2 separate regions of the Homo sapiens genome follow, and region 2 is linked to region 1. Evidence: chromatin loops called from intact Hi-C (ENCODE). Cell type or tissue: IMR-90. All regions are shown on one strand. Each heading gives the region's core, and the rest is flanking DNA. Links, peaks and the distances in the headings are about the cores only. Region 1 overlaps ZNF385B (zinc finger protein 385B). Region 2 overlaps ZNF385B (zinc finger protein 385B).

Region 1 (9,925 bases), core at 800-8,799:
ACTACTGGGTACATAATGAAATGAAGGCAGAAATAAAGATGTTCTTTGAAACCAATGAGAACAAAGACACAACATACCAGAATCTCTGGGACACATTTAAAGCAGTGTGTAGAGGGAAATTTATAGCACTAAATGCCCACAAGAGAAAGCAGGAAACATCTAAAATTGACACCCTAACATCACAATCGAAAGAACTAGAGAAGCAAGAGCAAACACATTCAAAAGCTAGCAGAAGGCAAGAAATAAGTAAGATCAGAGCAGAAGTGAAGGAGATAGAGACACAAAAAACCCTTCAAAAAACCAATGAATCCAAGAGCTGGTTTTTTGAAAAGATCAACAAAATTGATAGACCACTAGCAAGACTAATAAAGAAGAAAAGAGAGAAGAATCAAATAGACATAATAAAAAATGATAAAGGGGATATCACCACCGATCCCAAAGAAATACAAACTACCATCAGAGAATACTATAAACACCTGTATGCAAATAAACTAGAAAATCTAGAAGAAATGGATAAATTCCTGGACACATACACCCTCCCAAGACTAAACCAGGAAGAAGTTCAATCTCTGAAGAGACCAATAACAGGCTCTGAAATTGAGGCAATATTTAATAGCCTATCAACCAAAAAAAGTCCAGGACAGATGGATTTACAGCCAAATTCTACCAGAGGTACAAGGAGGAACTGGTACCATTCCTTCTGAAATTATTCCAATCAATAGAAAAAGAGGGAATCCTCCCTAACTCATTTTATGAGGACAGCATTATCCTGACAGCAAAGCCTGGTAGAGGCACAGCAAAAAAGAGAATTTTAGACCAATATCCCTGATGAATATCAATGCAAAAATCCTCAATAAAATACTGGCACACCGAATTCAGCAGCACATCAAAAAGCTTATCCACCATGATCAACTGGGCTTCATCCCTGGGATGCAAGGCTGGTTCAACATATGCAAATCAATAAATGTAATACAGCATATAAACAGAACCAAAGACAAAAACCACATGATTATCCCAGTAGATGCAGAAAAGGCCTTTGACAAAATTCGACAGCCCTTCATGCTAAAAACTCTCAATAAATTAGGTATTGATGGGACGTATCTGAAAATAATAAGAGCTATTTATGACAAACCCACAGCCAATATCATACTGAATGGGCAAAAACTGGAAGCATTCCCTTTGAAAACTGGCACAAGACAGGGATGCCCTCTCTCACCACTCCTATTCAACACAGTGTTGGAAGTTCTGGCCAGGGAAATCAGGCAGGAGAAAGAAATAAAGAGTATTCAATTAGGAAAAGAGGAAGTCAAATTGTCCCTGTTTGCAGATGACATGATTGTGTCTTTAGAAAACCCCATCGTCTCAGCCCAAAATCTCCTTAAGCTGATAAGCATCTTCAGCAAAGTCTCAGGATATAAAATCAATGTGCAAAAATCGCAAGCATTCTTATACACCAATAACAGACAGAGAGCCAAATCATGAGTGAACTCCCATTTACAATTGCTTCAAAGAAAATAAAATTCCTAGGAATCCATCTTAGAAGGGATGTGAAGGACCTCTTCAAGGAGAACTACAAACCACTGCTCAACGAAATGAAAGAGGAAACAAACAAATGGAAGAATTCCATGGTCATGGATAGGAATAATAAATATCGTGACAATGGCCATAAAGCCCAAGGTAATTTATAGATTTAATGCTATCCCTATCAAGCTACCAGTGACTTTCTTCACAGAATTGGAAAAAACTACTTTAAAGTTCATATGGAACCAAAAAAGAGCCCACATTGCCAAGACAATCCTAAGCCAAAAGAGCAAAGCTGGAGGCATCACGCTACCTGACTTCAAACTATACTACAAGGCCACAGTAACCAAAACAGCATGGTACTGGTACCAAAACAGAGATATATATAGACCAATGGAACAGAACAGAGCCCTCAGAAATAATACAACACATTTACAACTATCTGATCTTTGACAAACCTGACAAAAACAAGAAATGGGGAAATGATTCCCTATTTAACAAATGGTGCTGGGCAAATTGGCTAACCATATGTAGAAAGCTGAAACTAGATCCCTTCCTTACACCTTATACAAAAATTAATTCAAGATAGATTAAAGACTTAAATGTTAGACCTAAAACCATAAAAACCCTAGAAGAAAACCTAGGCAATACCATTCAGGACATAGGCTTGGGCAAAGACTTCATGACTAAAACACCAAAAGCAATGGCAACAAAAGCCAGAATTGACAAATGGGATCTAATTAAACTAAAGAGCTTCTGCACAGCAAAAGAAACTACCATCAGAGTGAATAGGCAACCCACAGAATGGGAGAAAATTTTTGCAATCTACTCATCTGACAAAGGGCTAATATCCAGAATCTACAAAGAACTCCCAACAAATTTACAAGAAAAAAACAAACAACCCCATCACAAAGTGGGTGAAGTATATGAACAGACACTTCTCAAAAGAAGACAATTATGCAGCCAGACAAATGAAAAAATGCTCATCATCACTGGACATCAGAGAAATGCAAATCAAAACCACAATGAGATACCATCTCACACCAGTTAGAATGGCGATCATTAAAAAGTCAGGAAACAACAGGTGCTGGAGAGGATGTGGAGAAACAGGAACACTTTTACACTGTTGGTGGGACTGTAAACTAGTTCAACCATTGTGGAAGATAGTGTGGCAATTCCTCAAGGATCTAGAACTAGAAATACCATTTGACCCAGCTATCCCATTACTGGGTATATACCCAAAGGATTATAAATCCTGCTGCTATAAAGGCACATGCACACATATGTTTATTGTGGCACTATTCACAATAGCAAAGACTTGGAACCAACCCAAATGTCCATCAATGATAGACTGGATTAAGAAAATGTGGCATATATACACCATGGAATACTATGCAGCCATAAAAAATGATGAGTTCACGTCCTTTGAAGGGACATGGATGAAGCTGGAAACCATCATTCTCAGCAAACTATCACATGGACAAAAAAGCAAACACCACGTGTTCTCACTCATAGGTGGGAATTGAACAATGAGAACACTTGGACACAGGAAGGGGAACATCACACACCGGGGCCTGTCGTGGGGTGGGGAGAGGGGGAGGGATAACATTAGGAGATATACCTAATGTAAATGACGAGTTAATGGGTGCAGCACACGAACATGGCACATGTATACATATGTAAGAAACCTGCACGTTGTGCACATGTGCCCTAGAACTTAAAGTATAATAATAAAAAGAAACTAAAATTCAATTAGTAAATAAATTAAAAAAAGAGATTTTAAAATGAGCTTGAGTAGATTTTAAAGTCAGGACATTTTGGATGGGGGAGAAGATAAGGGTAATAAAACCTGGGTATTTTGCAGCAGGAAGTGGAGTAGTAGTTTGGATGTGGGAATGGACAGCAGGATTGGAAAATGGGTTGTCAGTTGGAGTGTTATACATAATTTTATTTTTTTCTTGCTGCTATAGTCTGTACTGTTCTTTGACGCCCCCAGGATCCTCTGTTATTGTTTTCCCCGTCTCCCTTAAAGATTTCTTAATTTCATTCCTATTCTACATTCAAGAAACAGTTATTGGTATTAAATGGCTTCTGGGGTCAGGACATTAATGATAGGTATTATAACTCTTAAAATATGTGTGTAGGGTTTTAAATACATAGGCCAGATTTATCACATTGCATCTCATGCATATTTAAAATGTTAAATTTATCCTCAAATATGTTTTCCCAGAAATTTTTGAAGAACTTTAAAAATTAAACTTGAAAACGCGATACCACAGAATTACCACAAGATGGTGCCATGAGTATATTGAAAGTATGATAGTTTCTTCACTCCCTTGCCCACATCAATATTCTGATGGAACTTATTATTAATGAGTATGGAAAGCAAGAAATACCACACCAAGGAGTGAGGATGTGTGGACATGCATGTGTGGGCAGGATCATGCTCATTTGAAAGACTGAGCACCTTGTATGCAGTAGGCAGAATCTGTAGGGGAGACATGGCAGGGGGTGGGGAGGGTGGGAAGAGCAGGAGAGATCTTTCTTTAGTTTTCAGGAATAAAAATTACTACTTAAATATATTAATATTGTCCATGTCTGGAAAAAATCTCCATTTTAAGAGATATCAGGAATGAACATTAATTTTAAATGATGCAACCTTTGGTTTGCATGACAGATTTAGAGACAAGGCTAGAATGCATCAGTATGATAATGTATTTTACCTTTTCAGTAGAAACACATAGTTTTAAATGCTTGCTTTCACTTAATTTTTGATGAATCAACTTGCCATTTATCATTCAACCAAAATATCTGACTTTTGCAAATATAATTACCATGGTGAATGTATAACAAATCATTGCGTTTCTACCAGTAAGTGCACTAGATAAGTAAATCATTTCAGTGTGAGGTAGGTGGGTTAAAGTATTTACAATATACTTATTTCTTTAAACCTCTTAATTAGTAAGTTCAGAAAACTCGTTTCATAGAATAATTATTATACAATCCATGTATTGGATAGAGCCCATATGACTTATGGTTTTTAGTGAAGGGACAGACTTAGAAGGGGAAAAGGCCTTGGTCAAAATATGTCAGATTACACCTTTGAAAATAGGGCATCCGCTTTTCTTTGTATAAGTCACAGGTCCTTATAAGAGCACTCAGGAATTGTCTCTCACTTGTAGTACTTCAGACCTGGTGATGATACATATAGTAGAAGGAATACTGATATACTTTTCTAAGTCATTGTCTTACTGAGAATTGATCACTGTTTAGTTTCCAAGTATTTTACAAAATCCTGACTCTATTCTTCAAAGCAAGGATAAGAGTTGGTACCCTTTATCTGTTCTCCCCAGATAAATTTAATTGAGACTGATATTGTAGGGTTTATTGAGATTGAAGTTCCTTGGGAATGAGAGTAGAGAATTTTGGAAATAGGATGAAGTCTCAAGTTACAACTCTAACCACCTCCTGCTGCACAAATGCTTTGAATTTGAGACAGAGCTCCAGCCGTTTTCAATGGTGTCAGAAATCTAAAACTATACCTGACATAGACTTGGCAAAGTCATTATAGAACATCTCCATATTCTGTACATGTGGTTAAAAACTGTCAAACAAGGGTGTGGATTATACAAGTGTGTGGATTAAGTACAGAACTCTAAGGGATTGATACATAAAAGAGTTTGAATGGAAGTTTGATAAAATGATTAAAAGGAGTGGTTGACCCTTTTTTAGTGAAGGACGGATTATCTTTTTCTTTAAGAATGCTTCTGAATATAAACTTTTACATATTATATGTATTAAAAGATAAGAGTTGCTTAATATTAAGTCTTGGTTTTTAGATTTTGAAAACCAAATACACCTTTCAGTGTGGAAACTGAGTCTTAGACAATCATGGCAAGTGTTTACATGTCTGAGTGATTTAAATCATCAAAGGCATATTTAAAACCTTGGTGTCTGCCTGGAATAGAAGTGTTACCCATTTTAAACTAATCTGGGGAGAAGGGTTTTCAGTAGTGAGCCAAGCCCAGTGGTAATTAGTGAGTTCAATTTCCACTGGGGGGATGAATGTATTTTCACTTGGACTGACCAGCTTTCTTCACACAGACATTTGACTTTCACATCTTAACAGTGTTACAGCCAAGGAGGCTGTTGGACAGTGTTCTGGGTTAGACATCCCTCTGGAATGTTACAGCTGACCATATGGTTGGTATATGTCCTTGGCACCTAATGGTTTTTCTCGAGCTGGTTTTTGGGCCAGCTGTGAAACATATTTGCTCTTCTGATTACATGGAGTTTGGAGGAGGTGGAAGGGCTGGATATTGTACTTTTTAATGGGCAGAGTGTGCTGGCACTCACACATAATGTTAACACACTTCATTTCAAGAGCTTGCCCTCTGGTGAGCCTGCACTGCAATCCAGAGACTGTTGTCCTGTAGACACTGAGTATTTATCTATTATTTAATGGACTTGATGTGAAAGGTATAGGGAGCTTTTTTTTTAAATCATAGCCCTGAAGTGTTACTCATCTTATAGGATAGTAAGTTACTTTTGGAAGCTGCTGTAACTCCATCAAACCTTCAGGGCACCATTTTGGTTGCTAAAAAAAAGAAGAATTCACCAAATTATGTTGTATTGTCAAAAAAATAAATGCAGTTTCCTTCTTCAGATAGAAAATGACTTTGTGATTGTGTTCTAGATACTAAGAGCCACACATTCCAGTCTAGTTTGTTCAGTGAATAGAAAGACCCCTCTTCACATAAATGCCACCTGGACACTTCCCCAGTGCAGGTCTAGGCCCCAAAAGGCACCCAGGAAATGCTCTTTGAAGACAGCGGATGTTCTATTGACCCAAAATCTTAAGTGTAGTGTCAATGCTCTGCTATATTAAAGTTCTTTAATGTACTGAAAGAAAAGTATTTATTTGGGAAGTGTAGTCATAAGAAAGACTCCAAGCAAATGCAACACATTATTCTTGTTTTTTGAGAACATTTGTTTTTAAAATGGATTTTAAAACTAAACAGTTGGCTCTTGATGGCAGAAAATATTGCTACTTTTTTCTAAAACTGATTTTAAAGAACCTCTATTGCAAGTAGTTTATAGCATATACAAATAAAACAGAAATCTTTACTTCATAAGGCAAAGGTTATTTTTTTGTTTGTGTCTGACAGTGTCACATGCACTGTTTAACATTATGGATATTTTGCTTTTGGGTACAATGAGAAGAGGGTGAGATAACCCAATGTTTTGCCTCCCTCTGAAATACATGTGTCCTTTTAAAATTTCCTTTTGAAAATTAAGGTAGGTTGCTAAAAAAATACTTATGTCAAGTGCCTTTCACACTAGTGGGTATAGAGTTTAGGTGATCAATGAGTACTATTATTATTATGTTTTGTATTTTTTTTTGATTCAGTCATTTTAAGTGGCTTCTTCTTGCCTATCTTTTCCATGTCCTAGTTTTGTCATCGTGCATTATTGCCACATATCTGCTCTGCTTTGTGTCTCATTCTTAACAGCACCTTCCCTCATATTTTTGCCCATCCATTAAAGTAACACTACCCTCCAGATTTCTTGCCTAAGCAAGAGAACATCTGCTTAGGTACCATTTCCCAATCCATAACTTTCTAGCAGTTTAGGTAAACATTTATACAGTCCACAATCTCTTACTTGCAATTTCCGAAATCCAAGAAGCAGTGAGAACTGGAAGATTTTATAATTCATATTGATGGGAAAACGTGACATGAACTAATGTGAGCTTAAATTATAGCATTTATTTATCCCAATGAGTATGAATATGCACAGGTTTTGCTATAGAATGTTAATGTGTCTGATTATAGAGTTGTTGCCCCAGACCCCAGTGCGGCATTATATAACATCTGCCACTGGAGGCATTATATAATTCCTGGCATACGTAGAGTATTACCTTTCTAAAATCTGAAAACGTTTGAATTCTGAAATGCATCAAGCCCGAAGGGTTTTAGATAAGGGATTGGCGTATAATCAAATATCCTGGTTTAATTTTAAACTTTTATCTTATTACTAGGGAGCTTCATGTGTGGTAATAATAAAAAGATTTTTAGGCATACAATCTCTCATGAACTATTCCTATGACTATTTTCGAAGGAAAGTTTATGTGTGTGTTGGGTGAGGCAGAGAGGACAGAAGAGAGAGAGGACACTGAACAATTGCAAAGTCAATGATGCCCAATGCCTTTTCTCATAATACATTCAAATGTTGCCCTAGGGGCTTCAGGTGACAAATAGAATTCAGGTGGCAAAAGTGACTGTGAGGGGCAATTGTGTTCAATGGCATAGGTATATGTATACGCACACGCATGTGCATATCCAATCGTGTGTCTAATCTGTCTCCAAGCAAGGGCATCTAACCAGCAGCCCGTAAGGAGTCAACTTTCCATATGGGGACATAGTGAGAATGCCCATGAGAGTGCTGTGTTTAATGTTGCTCCAGAATGCTGTGTTACGTAAATGTGTGCTGCTTAGTTTTACACAGATGTTTCATATTGTAGACACTTCTAAATGTGTCATCTCAGAGCTGGTAGGATTACTAGAACTGAACCCAGTCATTTATAGGAGATCCTCAAATCAGGAATTGCCTTTACTGGATTCTAGTTTGTCTGGCCTTCAGAGTCTCAATGAGAACCTAAAACCCTTTTTAAAAAATTGAATAGAACCTTAAATGTGTTGTCAATGTTGCCTCCTAGGAATTTCTTCCAGTTTACTTTTGTGATTTTTAATAAACATTTTATTTCTTTTTTGCTTTGCAGTTTGCATGCACATGTCAAATCTGTATATTTTGTGATCTCAAAGCACTGCTACTGCTTTCTGGGGTATATGTATTTCTGGGGTATATCTAATACTGCTTTCTGACCTTGTGTCTTCTAAAGACGATGTCCAGTAGCTCTTGCATCTTATATTTTAGTAACAAAACAGAAAGGATTATAAAAAGCAAAAGTATAAATTTGGGGGTAGTTGGGATAAAAATACATGGGTTTAATGAACTATAGATTTTTTAAAATAATGAGCAAAGATTATAGTGTTAAAATATCTATCTTGCATGTTTATTGTTACACAGAATAGATTTAAATCTCTATTGTTTATGAAATTATCTTAGAATAAAATTGATGGTATTTTGTCCTGGTGCTAGCATAGCATCGCACATTTTTAACTATCACCATTATTTTAATTTAGAGATGGGCACTTAGGAGTTAAAGGATGTTTGATTTGCCCTTTAATGGACATCTATGTCAAATATATGGAATTATTTTTGTTATAATTGTCATAGTCTCCAGTGATTTCATTTGTCTATAGCGAAGTCCCAGGAACCTACAGCTATTTTGATTTATGCAGCCTTTATAAGTCCTCGTAATATAGACTACTGATTTCTTCCCTGTATCCTGCTCATTGTTGAAAAGCCAGAGCTATTTTTAACATTTACACAATTTCAATAGATGATTCTTTATTCCACAAGGTTTGGTGCTAAATCTGTGGAGACTTTCATAATCACATCCTTCTTGTGGTTTGCTTGAATTTGATCACAGTGGCTGATTTCATGCATTGATAATGAAGGCTTAGGTTGCCTGTTTCTCAGCATAAATCCACCTCAGACTTGTACATTGACAGTGCTTCTGGTTTCAGCACACATGGAGATATAGAATTGAAATTGCTCTGCTTTCTTTACAAATGACTCAGAGTGTGCTTGTCCTTCCCTAAAATGTTGCCAGCATGTAAAGGATTTTCAATGAGCAGTGCAATAAGCCAGCAACTGGGAAGGCTTGGAGCGGCACTGATATAACGTGGTGCTGTCACACAGATAATCAGGGCTGGAGCCAAGTCTCGGTAGCGCTGTGCATTATCCTGGTCACATACTGGAAGTTTTGTTTATCCAACTTGGTTGCTCTTGAAGCTGGTGAGAGCCCTGCCAGGATGTGGAGTGGACTTCCTAGCAGAGGTGAGCGTTTTTATTCTAAAACTTGGATGCTGGGGTCTGGGATGTCAGTAACAGATTCTTTTGTATGTTATGCTGAATCCTGTGGAGTCCTCAATTGTGTTTATCACATTGTGCTGACACATCTGAAGGAGCAAAGCTGAAGAGCAAAATATATGATTCTTTAATTTTGTTGCGAAGTAACTCCTTACATGGGTGTGATAACCATCCCTTTCTTTCTGTGCTAGCTGTTTGCCGAGGACATCTTACCAGTAGGTGACTTCCTTTGCATTTTAAACATTCTGAACAAGTCAGTGATATTATGCAATTTGCTACCATTACTGAAAGTAGGTAATTAGCAGTGTTATTATGTGTTTCAGATGTTATTAAAAAGGCTATAAACAAAATGTACTTTGTAGAATCTTTGACATGAAAGACAGATAGGAGGAGACAAGTCATGTTT
Region 2 (9,925 bases), core at 1,137-9,136, 140 kb after region 1:
AATAAGTAGGCAAGAATACAGAGGTTGGCAATAGTAGAGCTCAGTTTTAGACTTTGCTACTAAAATTATAATCATTAGTAAACTGATAATCTCTCTAAGGTAACAGATAAAATGTTTTTTTATTCTTCCTTGATAAGGCTTGGGAATTTAATGAGTATAAGAGTGATCATTTTCTTGGTCCCTGAAACAGGGAGGAAAAATTAGTATTATTAATGCTAAAGTAGGAGCCTTCTAATCACATGTTTCTTTTGTTCCCTCTTTCTCAGGCTACAATTGGCAGACATGAGTAATAATAATCAGGAAGAAGAAGAGAGAGTGAGCACGGGAGAAACGTGTGATTAGAAGGCTCCTAGCATAGCTAATGCTAACTTTCCTCCCTATTTAGGGGGATCAAGTTCTCAAGATTCTTATGGGTACATTCTTTAAGAGTAGTTCTCTCTAGAAGGGTTGAAAATTACCTCCTTGGTATAATGGCCAATATTTGGATGATGGGTATACTAGAAGCCCAACCCCCACCAGTATGCAGGTAATACTCATGTAACAAACAAGCACATGTACCCCCTGAATCTACATTTTTTAAAGAATAGTTCTCAAATTGATGTCCCTGAACTAGCAGCATCAGTACCACATGAGGACTTGTAAGAAAGGCCAGTTTTCAGGCCTCCTCCTAGGCGTACAGAAGCATAAACTCTGAAGTGGAACCCACCAGTCTGTGTTTTAATAAGCCTTCCAGGTGATTCTCATGCACACTAAAATCGAAAAACACTGCCTTAAAGCTTTTTTTCAATATAAAAGTACTCCAGAAAATAGAAAGTTGATGCATTTTTCTTCCAAGCTCCTTTTCTCAATGCTTTACAATTTTCTGATTAAATCTAGGAGAAATAAAAAGAACCCAATCAGGTGGTACTAGGCTTTCAACACACACTATTCTTCCTTTGAAAAAGAAAGGCGTAGCTGTGCTCCAGACCTAAAAACAGCAACTGCAAGAGCACCCAGCTGGGGTGCATCAGGTGCAGCATCAGTCCCTGCCTTGGATTTACAAACCCAGAAAGAATATTTTTTAAATCAATTATTAACCGGAGACTCAGAAGTCTTCTATTTGACAGAGCTTCAGAAACTGAATCATTAATTATATCCAAGACAAACATATAGCTGTTGATGCTGAACTTTTAAGAGAATTTAGCAGCTGTTTATTAAATGCCAAGAGAAAATTGGTAGTTGCAACTTTGGGGATCAAATAAAAATGGCAAAGGTAACAGACACCACACTAAAAGGGGGACAAGTGGAAATATGAAGGCTGTAGTCACTAAATGTAAGGAGAACTGAGATGCAGCTTTTTGTAAAGAGGAGGGAGAGTGGAGTGAGAGTCACAGCAAGAAATAAGAGGCAGATGAGGGGAGCGGGAGTCTAATTACAATAAAAACTGATTGATTGGGCCAGGTGCGGTGGCTCACGCCTATAATCCCAGCATTTTGGGAGGCTAAGGCAGGAGGATTTCTTGGGCCCAGAGGTTCAAGATGAGCCTGGGCAACATAGCGAGACCCTGTCTTCCCAGAAAATAAAAAAAATTAGCCGGGCCTGGCAGCATGCAACTGTGGTACCAGCTACTCAGGAGGCTGAGGTGAGAAGATTGTTTGATCCCAGGAGTTAAAGGCTGCAGGGAGCTATGATCGCACCACTGCACTCCAGCCTGGGTGACACAGTGGGACACTGTCTGAAAAAAACAAACCTAATTGATTCATTGATTAATATGTCTTTTAGAGAAAGCCCCATCTCTACTAAAAATACAAAAAATTAGCCCGGCGTGGTGACATACACCTGTAGTCTCAGCTACTCAGGAGGCTGAGGCGAGAGAATCGTTTGTACCTGGGAGGTGGAGGTTGCAGTGAGCCAAGATTGTGCCACTGCACTCCAGCCTGGGTGACAGAGCAAGACTCTGTCTCAAAAAGAGAAGGAGAGTAAGACTAGCTATAAAACATACTGTCATAAAAAACCATAAAATGTAGATATCCTTGTATTACTAGTAACTAACATTTTGAGTTCTCATTGTGTGCCAAGCATTGTACTAAGTACTCTCATTTGATTCCCACAATAGCCCTATGAAACAAACACTATTATTACTATCTCTGCTTAAGAGATGAGGAAACTGAGGTTCTTAGAAGGGAAGTTACACAGCTAATATGTAAGCCTCTAGGATTTGAACCAGACAATCCTACTCCAGGATCTGAGTTCTTCACATATAAACTCCTCAATTTATCAGATCTCCAAGATGATTAAATACTATTCTATATGCTATCGTCCTTTTAAAATAATTGTCTTATTATTGTTTTCTGATTATAAAATGAATATGCGATCATTGCATCTAACTCAGAAAATTCAAAAATGTTTATAAAATAAAGATCATTCTTGGTCCCATCACCCAGAGATTACTGATGGTAACTAACATGTGCTGTACTTTATTTTTATACTTGGTGCCTCAGAACCATCTAAGGTGCCCTTTAGCAGGAAATCAGCTCCAGCCCAGACAGTCTGATTCCCTAGGTCTGGGTAAGGTCAAGGCTTGTGTATTTTCAATAAGTACCTCTTCTACAGAGCCATAGTTCAAGCCCAGTGCTAAAAACACTGTTCTATAACTTACAAGCCCGGTTCTAAAAACACTGTTCTATAACAGATTTTCAAAAATTTCTGTGCAGAATATCCTGTATTTAGTTTATCTCTAGATTCTAGAGCACCTTGATTTTTCCCATTAAAGCTATTTTATTTTAGAACCAGGAAAATACCTAATACAGAAGTAGTTTTCAAACATTAGTCTGCATCAGGATTACTTAGAGGACTTGTTAAAACATGGACTACAGAGTTTCTGATTTGTTAGGTCTGGGATGGAGCCCAATAACATGCATTTTTAACAAGTTCTGGGATATTGCTTCTCCTGCTGGTACAAGGACCACACTTTAAGAAACACTATATAATAGAGAATACTTCCAAATAAGAGTTCCTGGTAGAAACTCTTCTTATCGTCTTTGGAAATCCCTTAAGATTCAAGTACAAGATCCTGACCTTGATGCCATCATTTAGAAACAAATTTAGTGACATATACTAGCATGATTAATATCATCCCTTCCTCAGGAACTCCATATGTGAAAACTATTCAGCTGCTTCCATGTCTCTATGACAGCAGTAAAAGTGTAACAAGAAAAGGATAGCTGCTGACGTTGTCAGCTAAAAAATCTTAAATGTCCAGATGATTGTTGGTAGTGATGGAAGGGACAGGAGGACAAGGTCAGTTGCACCCAATAGCAGGCATAACACCTATCACAGAAGTCTAATATGTGACATTTCTTAAGTAGGACAAATACCAGAGGAGGATGTTGATGCTACTGGCAGTTTTTATGAATTATACATGATGCACTATTTTAAAATTCAGCAGAAAACTGCCATTTACCCTCTATAATAAAAGGTATTGTATGAAAAATGAAGTGCTGGGTGTGTAAATATGAGATGCTACTGATATAATGGATCTTAAGCATACTTCACACTTCTCTTTGCTCTCTAGCCCCTGACGGAAGACCAAGCTTTTAAGAGTAGGGTTGACCTTTGGAAATCCAGCAGAAGCATTCATGAACTAGATACCTCAGTACTGTCAATCTGTGCTTTCATACCAGCAACCAAATTCTAAATGTAACTCTACCATTTTATTGGCTTTTGGCTTTACCTCCTTGATACTGGAGTAATACAAGTGTATAGCTATATTTGGCATTTGACATTTACTTGTCAATCAGCAGAAAAACAGAAAACCCCTTTCAGACAATATAATTTACCCTAGAAGTTTAAATGTTAAAATTAGAAATGTTCATTATGACTACAAACTGCTAAAAGTCATCTAGGAAAATTCATTCATTTATGATTCAGTCAACAAGTATCTATAGAGCACTTCCAACATTCCAAGCATTGTTGTAGATTCAGGGGATAGAACAGTGAGAAAAAAAATACAGAAGTGGAGCAAGGTGGCCGACTAGAAGCCCTCGTCAGTTGCTCTCCCCACAGGAACACCAAATTGAACAACTATTCACACAAAAAACACCTTCATAAAAGCAAAAAATCCGGGGAGTGATCACAGCTCCTGATTTTAACTTCATATCACTGAAAGAGGCACTGAAGAGGGTAGGAAAGATAATCTTGAGTAGCCAGCACCACCCTTCCTCCATCCCTTGGCAGCAGCCGTGTGTCACAGAAAGAGAATCTGTGCATTTGCGGGAGGGAGACCATAGTGATATAGGACTTTGCATTGGAACTCAGTGCTGCCCTGTCACAACAGAAAACAACACCAGGCAGAACTCAGCTGGCGCCCAAGGAGGGAGCGTTTAGACCAGCCCTAGCCAGAGGGCAATCATACATCTCAGCAGTCAGAAGCTGAGTTCTGGCAAGCCTTGCCACCACAGAATAAAGTGTTCTGGGGTTCTAAATAAACTTAAAAGGCAGTCTAGGTCACCAAGAATGCAATTCTTGGGCAAGTCCTGGTGCTAGTGAGGAATGAGCTGGGTTGGCCAAGGAAGTGCTTGCACTACCCCTCCCCCAATCACAGACAGTGCAGTTTGCAGTTTTGGAGAGACTCCTTTCCTCCACTTGAGAGAAGAAGGAAGAGTAAAGAGGACTTTCTTTTGCAACTTGGACACCAACTCCACCATAGTAGGATAGGGCACCAAGCAGAGTCCTAAGGCCCCATTCTAGTCCTTAGCTTCTGGATGACATTTCTAGACACACCCTGGTTCAGAAGGGGAACCTACTGCCTTGAAGGAAAGGACCCAGACCTGTCAGGATGCATCACCTGCTGACTAAAGAGCCCTTGGGCCCTGAATAATCAGCAGTGACCCAGGTAGTACTTGCCGTGGGCCTTGGGTGAGACTCAGAGATGGGCCTTGGGTGAGACTCAAAGATGTGCTGGCTTCAGGTGTGATCCATTACATTCCCAGCTGTGGTCGCTATGGAGAGACACTCCTGCTTGAGAAAAGGAGAGGGAAGAGTAAAGGAGACTTTGTCTTGGAGCTTAGGTACCAGCTCGGCCACAGTTGGTAGAACACCAAGAGGGCTCTTGGGTCCTCAGTTCCAGGGTTTGGCTCTGGAAAAGCATTTCTGGACCTTCCCTGGGCCATAGGGGAGCCCATTGCCCAGAAGGGAGAATCCCAGGCTTGGCCGCATTCACCATGAGATCACTGAAGAGCTCTTAAGATTTGAGTGAACATTGGCAGTAGCCAGCCGATACTTGTTGTGGATATAGGACAGTGATGGCTACAGGGAGAGACTCTTCTGCTTATGCGAAGGGAAAGGAAGAATGGGAAAGATTTTTTTCTTGTGGCTTGGCTTTCAGCTCAGCCTCATAGCATAGAACACCAAGTAGATTCCTAAGGTTTCTGACTCAGATCCTGGCTCCTGGATGGCATCTCTAGACGTTCCCAGGGCTGCAGAGAACTCACTACTTTGAAGGGAAGGACATAAGCCTGGCTGGCTTTGCCGCCAGCCCACCTGGGGCTGATTTTAGAGCCCCAGGGCATTGAGCAAACATAGGTGATAGCCAGGCAGTGGTTACTGCAGGCCTTCTGCAAGACCCAGCACCATGCTGGCTTCAGGTCTGACACAGCGCAGTCCCAGTGGTGGTGCTTGTGTCACCCATCCCCCAGCTCCAGATAACTCAGCACAGAGAGGGAGAGACTCCATTAGTTTGTGAGAAAGTAAGGGAAGAGAACAAGAGTATCTGCCTGATAATCCAGAGAATTCTTTTACATCTTATCCAAGACCACCAAGACAGTGCCCCTACAAGTCTGCAAGAGCTACAGCATTACTGGGCTTGGAGTGCCCCTTAATTCAGACAGGCTGCAGAGACCAAAAACTTAGATTACAACAGCCAAGTTCTTCAAATACTTGGAAAGCCTCTCCAAGAAGGATGCATACAAACAAACTCAGACTGTGAAGACTGCAATAAATACTTAGCTCTTAAATACCAGACACTGGCAAACATCCACACGCATTAAGGCCATCCAGGAAAACATGACCTCACCAAACAAACTAAATAAGGCATCAAGGACCAATCCTGGAGAGATAGAGATATATGACCTTTCAGACAGAGAACTAAAAATAGCAGTTTTGAAGAAACTCAATGAAATTTAAGATAACACTGAAAAGGAATTCAGAATCCTAGGAGGTAAATTTAACAAATAAATTAAAATGATTAAGAATCAGAAATTCTGGAATTAAAAAATGCAATTGAAATACTGCAGTATTTATCAGAATCTCTCACCAGACTAAACAAAAGAACAAGAAGAGGAGAAGAAGTAGGAGGTGGAAGAGGAGATGGGGGAGAATAAGAAGGGAGAGAAAGGGAAGGAGGAAGAGACCCAAATAAATAAAATTAGAGGTGGAAAAGGAGACATTACAATCGATACCACAAAAACTCAAGGGATCATTAGAGGCTACTATCAGCAACTATATGCTGATAAATTGGAAAGCCTAGAATAAATCAATAAATTCCTAGACACATACAACCTACCAAGATTGAACCATGAGGAAATTCAAAACCTGAACAGACCAATAACAAGTAATGAGATCAAAGCCATAATAAAGTCTCCCAGCAAAGGAAAGCCTGAGACAACTGATGAATTTTACTAAACATTTAAAGAACTAATACCAATCCTATTCAAACTATTCAAAACAAATAGGAGGAGGAAATACTTCCAAACTCATTCCACGAGGCCAGTATTACCCTGATACAAAAACCAGTCAAAGACACATCAGTAACAGAGAACTATCGGCCAATATTCCTGATAAACGTGGATGCAGAAAACCTCAACAAAATGTTAGCAAACTGAATTCAATGACAATGATAAAAATTATCCATGATGACCAAGTGGGGTTTATCCCAGGGATTCAAGGATGGTTTAACATACGCAAATCAATCAATGTGATATATCAAGAGAATGAATGACAAAAACCATAAACCATATGATCATGTCAACTGATGCTGAAAAAGCATGTGATAACATTCAACATCTCTTCGTGATAGAAACCTTCAAAAAACTGGATATGAAAAGAGTATACTTCAACACAATAAAAGCCATATATGACAGACCCACAGCTAGTATCAAAATGAATGGGGAAAAACTGAAATCCTTTTCTCTAAAATATGGAACATGAAAAGGATGCTTACTTTCACCACTGTTATTCAACATAGTACTGGAAGTCCTAGACAGAGCAATCAGACAAGAGAATAAAAGAAAGGGCGTCTAAATTGGAAAGGAAGAAGTCAAATTATCCTTGTTTACAGATGATATAATCTTATACTTGGAAAATCCTAAAGAGTCCACCAAAAAACTAGTACAACTGATAAACAAATTCAATAAAGTTGCAGGATACAAAATCAACATACAAAAATTAGTAGCACTTCTATATGCCAAAAGAGATCAATCTAAAAATGAAATCAAGAAAATAATCTTATTTACAATGGCTACAAATTAAATACCTAGGAATTAACCAAGGAAGTGAAAGATCTCTACAATGAAAACTATACAACATTGAAGAGTAGACACACAAATACACACACAGGGAAAGATATTTCATGTTCATGGATTGGAATAATCATATTGTTAAGATGTCCATACTACCCAAAGCAATCTACAGAGTCAATGCAATCCCCAGCAAAATATCAATGATATTCTTCACAGAAATAGAAAAACTATCCTAAAATTTACATGAAATCACAAAAGACCCAGATTAGCCAATGATATCCTGAGCAACAGAAGCAAAACTAGAGAAATCACAGTATCTAACTTCAAATTATATTACAGATCTATAGTAACCAAAACAACAAGATACTGGCATAAAAATAGACACATAGACCAATGGAACAGAATAGAGATCCTAGAAACAAATCCATTAAGTCTGTAGGGAACTCATTTTGACAAAAATGCAAAGAACAGAGATTGGGGAAAGAATAATCTCTTCAATAAATTGTGCTGAGAAAATTGAATATACATATGCAGAAGAATGAAACTAGACCCCTATCTCTTGCCATATACAAAAATAAAATCAAAATGAATTAAAGACTACGACCTTAACCTATGAAACTAGTAAAATAAAACATAGGGGAAACTATCCAAGACAATGGATTAGGCAAAGATTTCTTGAGTAATAGCCAACAAGCACAGGCAACCAAAGCAAAAATGAACAAATGAGATCATACCAAGTTAAAAAGCTTCTGTACAGCAAAGCAAACAATCAACAAGGTGAGGAGATTACCCACAAAATGGAAGAAAATATTTGCGAAGTATCCATCTGACATGGGATTAATAACCAGAATATATATGGAACTCAAGCAATTCTATAGAAAAATTCTGATTAAAAATGGGCAAAAGATCTGAATAGACATTTCTCAAAGGAAGACATACAAATGGCACACAAGTATATGAAATGGTGCTCAACATCATTGATCATCAGAGAACTGCAAATCAAAACTGCAATGAAATATCTCCAGTAAAAATGGCTTTTATTCAAAAGACAGGCAAGAACAAATGCTGGCAAGGATATGGAGAGAAGCGACTCTTTGTACACTGTTGGTGGGAATGCACATTAGTACAGCTACTATGGAGGATAGTTTGTAGATTTCTCAAAAAACTAAAAATAGAGCTACCATGTGATTCAACAATCCCACTGCTAGGTATATAACCAAAAGAAAGGAAATCAGTCTATGGAGGAGTTTCCTGTGCTCCCATGTTTATTGCACCACTGTTCACAATAGCCAAGATTTGGAACCAACCTAAGTGTCCATTGACAGATTAATGGATAAGAAAATGTGGTACATATACACAATGCACAATGGAGTACTAATCAGTCATAGAAAAGAATGAGATCCTGTCATCTGCAACAACATGGATGGAGCTGGAGGACATTAAGTGAAATAAGCCAGGCACAGAAAAGCAAACGTCACATGTTCTCACATATCTGTGGGAGCTAAAAATTAACACAATTGAACTCATGGAGACAGAGAGTAGAATGATGAGTGGTCACCAGAGGCTGGGAAGGGTAGTAGGGTTGGGGAGGGGAAGTGGGGATGGTTAATGGGTACAAAAATGTAGTTAGATAGAATGAATACAATCTAGTATTTGATAGCACAACCGAATGATTACAGTTTACAATAATATCATACTCTTATAAAGAGTATAATAAGATATTTGTAACACAAAGAAAGAATAAATGCTCAAGGTGATGGATATCCCATTTACCTTAATATTATTATTAGGCATTATATTTCTATATCAAAATATCTCATGTACCCCATAAATATATACACCTACTTTGTACTCATAAAAATTTTTTTTAAAGAAAATAAAGCCAGGTCATTTGAAATTAAATACACACACACACACACACACACACACACACACACACACACACACACACACACAGTCTTGGCCCTTCAGGAACTTACATTGTAATGGTGATGAGGTCTGTCTTATTCTCATCTTTGAGAACTTTGCTATGTAAAAAACCAACAGTGAGTCATCACTTAGGGGCTTGTTAAAATGCAGAGTCTCAGGTCCATTTCCAGATGTCCTGAAACAGAATCTGTATGTTATTTTATGATATCCCCGAGTGATTTGCATCCACATTAAAATCTGAGAATCGCTGTTCTAGAAAAGAGCCTGAGGTAAAGATTAAAATTCTGATTTTATTTAGAAGCACAAGCCCAGGAGAGTAAAAATAGGGGAAAAGATAAATGAAGAAAAGGAAGCTGTAAAACGATGAAATATTGTGCTGGCTATGACTTCAAAATGAGTCTGGAAGGGGCACAGCAGGTCACTCAGCAGGTGGGTTTGTTCTGCATGTGAAACTTCTCCTTCTGCACACAGTTGGCAAGGAAGATTTCCACCAAACTCTT

What was found. Hi-C counts contacts between places; a loop is a spot of excess contacts. Peaks named below come from ENCODE experiments on the same cell type or tissue, not always from the same donor. Only the 100,000 strongest peaks of a DNase experiment are listed, where the experiment ranks them.
Region 2: it touches region 1 in a loop (2.1-fold over the local background); 4 of 110 quality-filtered maps call a loop at or near these places.

Annotation. Positions count from the first base shown.
Region 1 is chr2:179,745,274-179,755,198 of GRCh38, reverse strand. All of the region lies in intron 3 of ZNF385B (zinc finger protein 385B), which reads left to right. Among named protein-coding and RNA genes, the nearest start is that of MIR1258, 110 kb to the left of the region's middle. In IMR-90, for the core only: a CTCF peak has its summit at 3,818 (motif pointing right); a DNase peak (open chromatin) is centred at 5,688; H3K27ac peaks cover 158 bases.
Region 2 is chr2:179,608,370-179,618,294 of GRCh38, reverse strand. All of the region lies in intron 3 of ZNF385B (zinc finger protein 385B), which reads left to right. Among named protein-coding and RNA genes, the nearest start is that of MIR1258, 250 kb to the left of the region's middle. In IMR-90, for the core only: no CTCF peak of the experiment used is centred there; a DNase peak (open chromatin) is centred at 5,994; H3K27ac peaks cover 251 bases.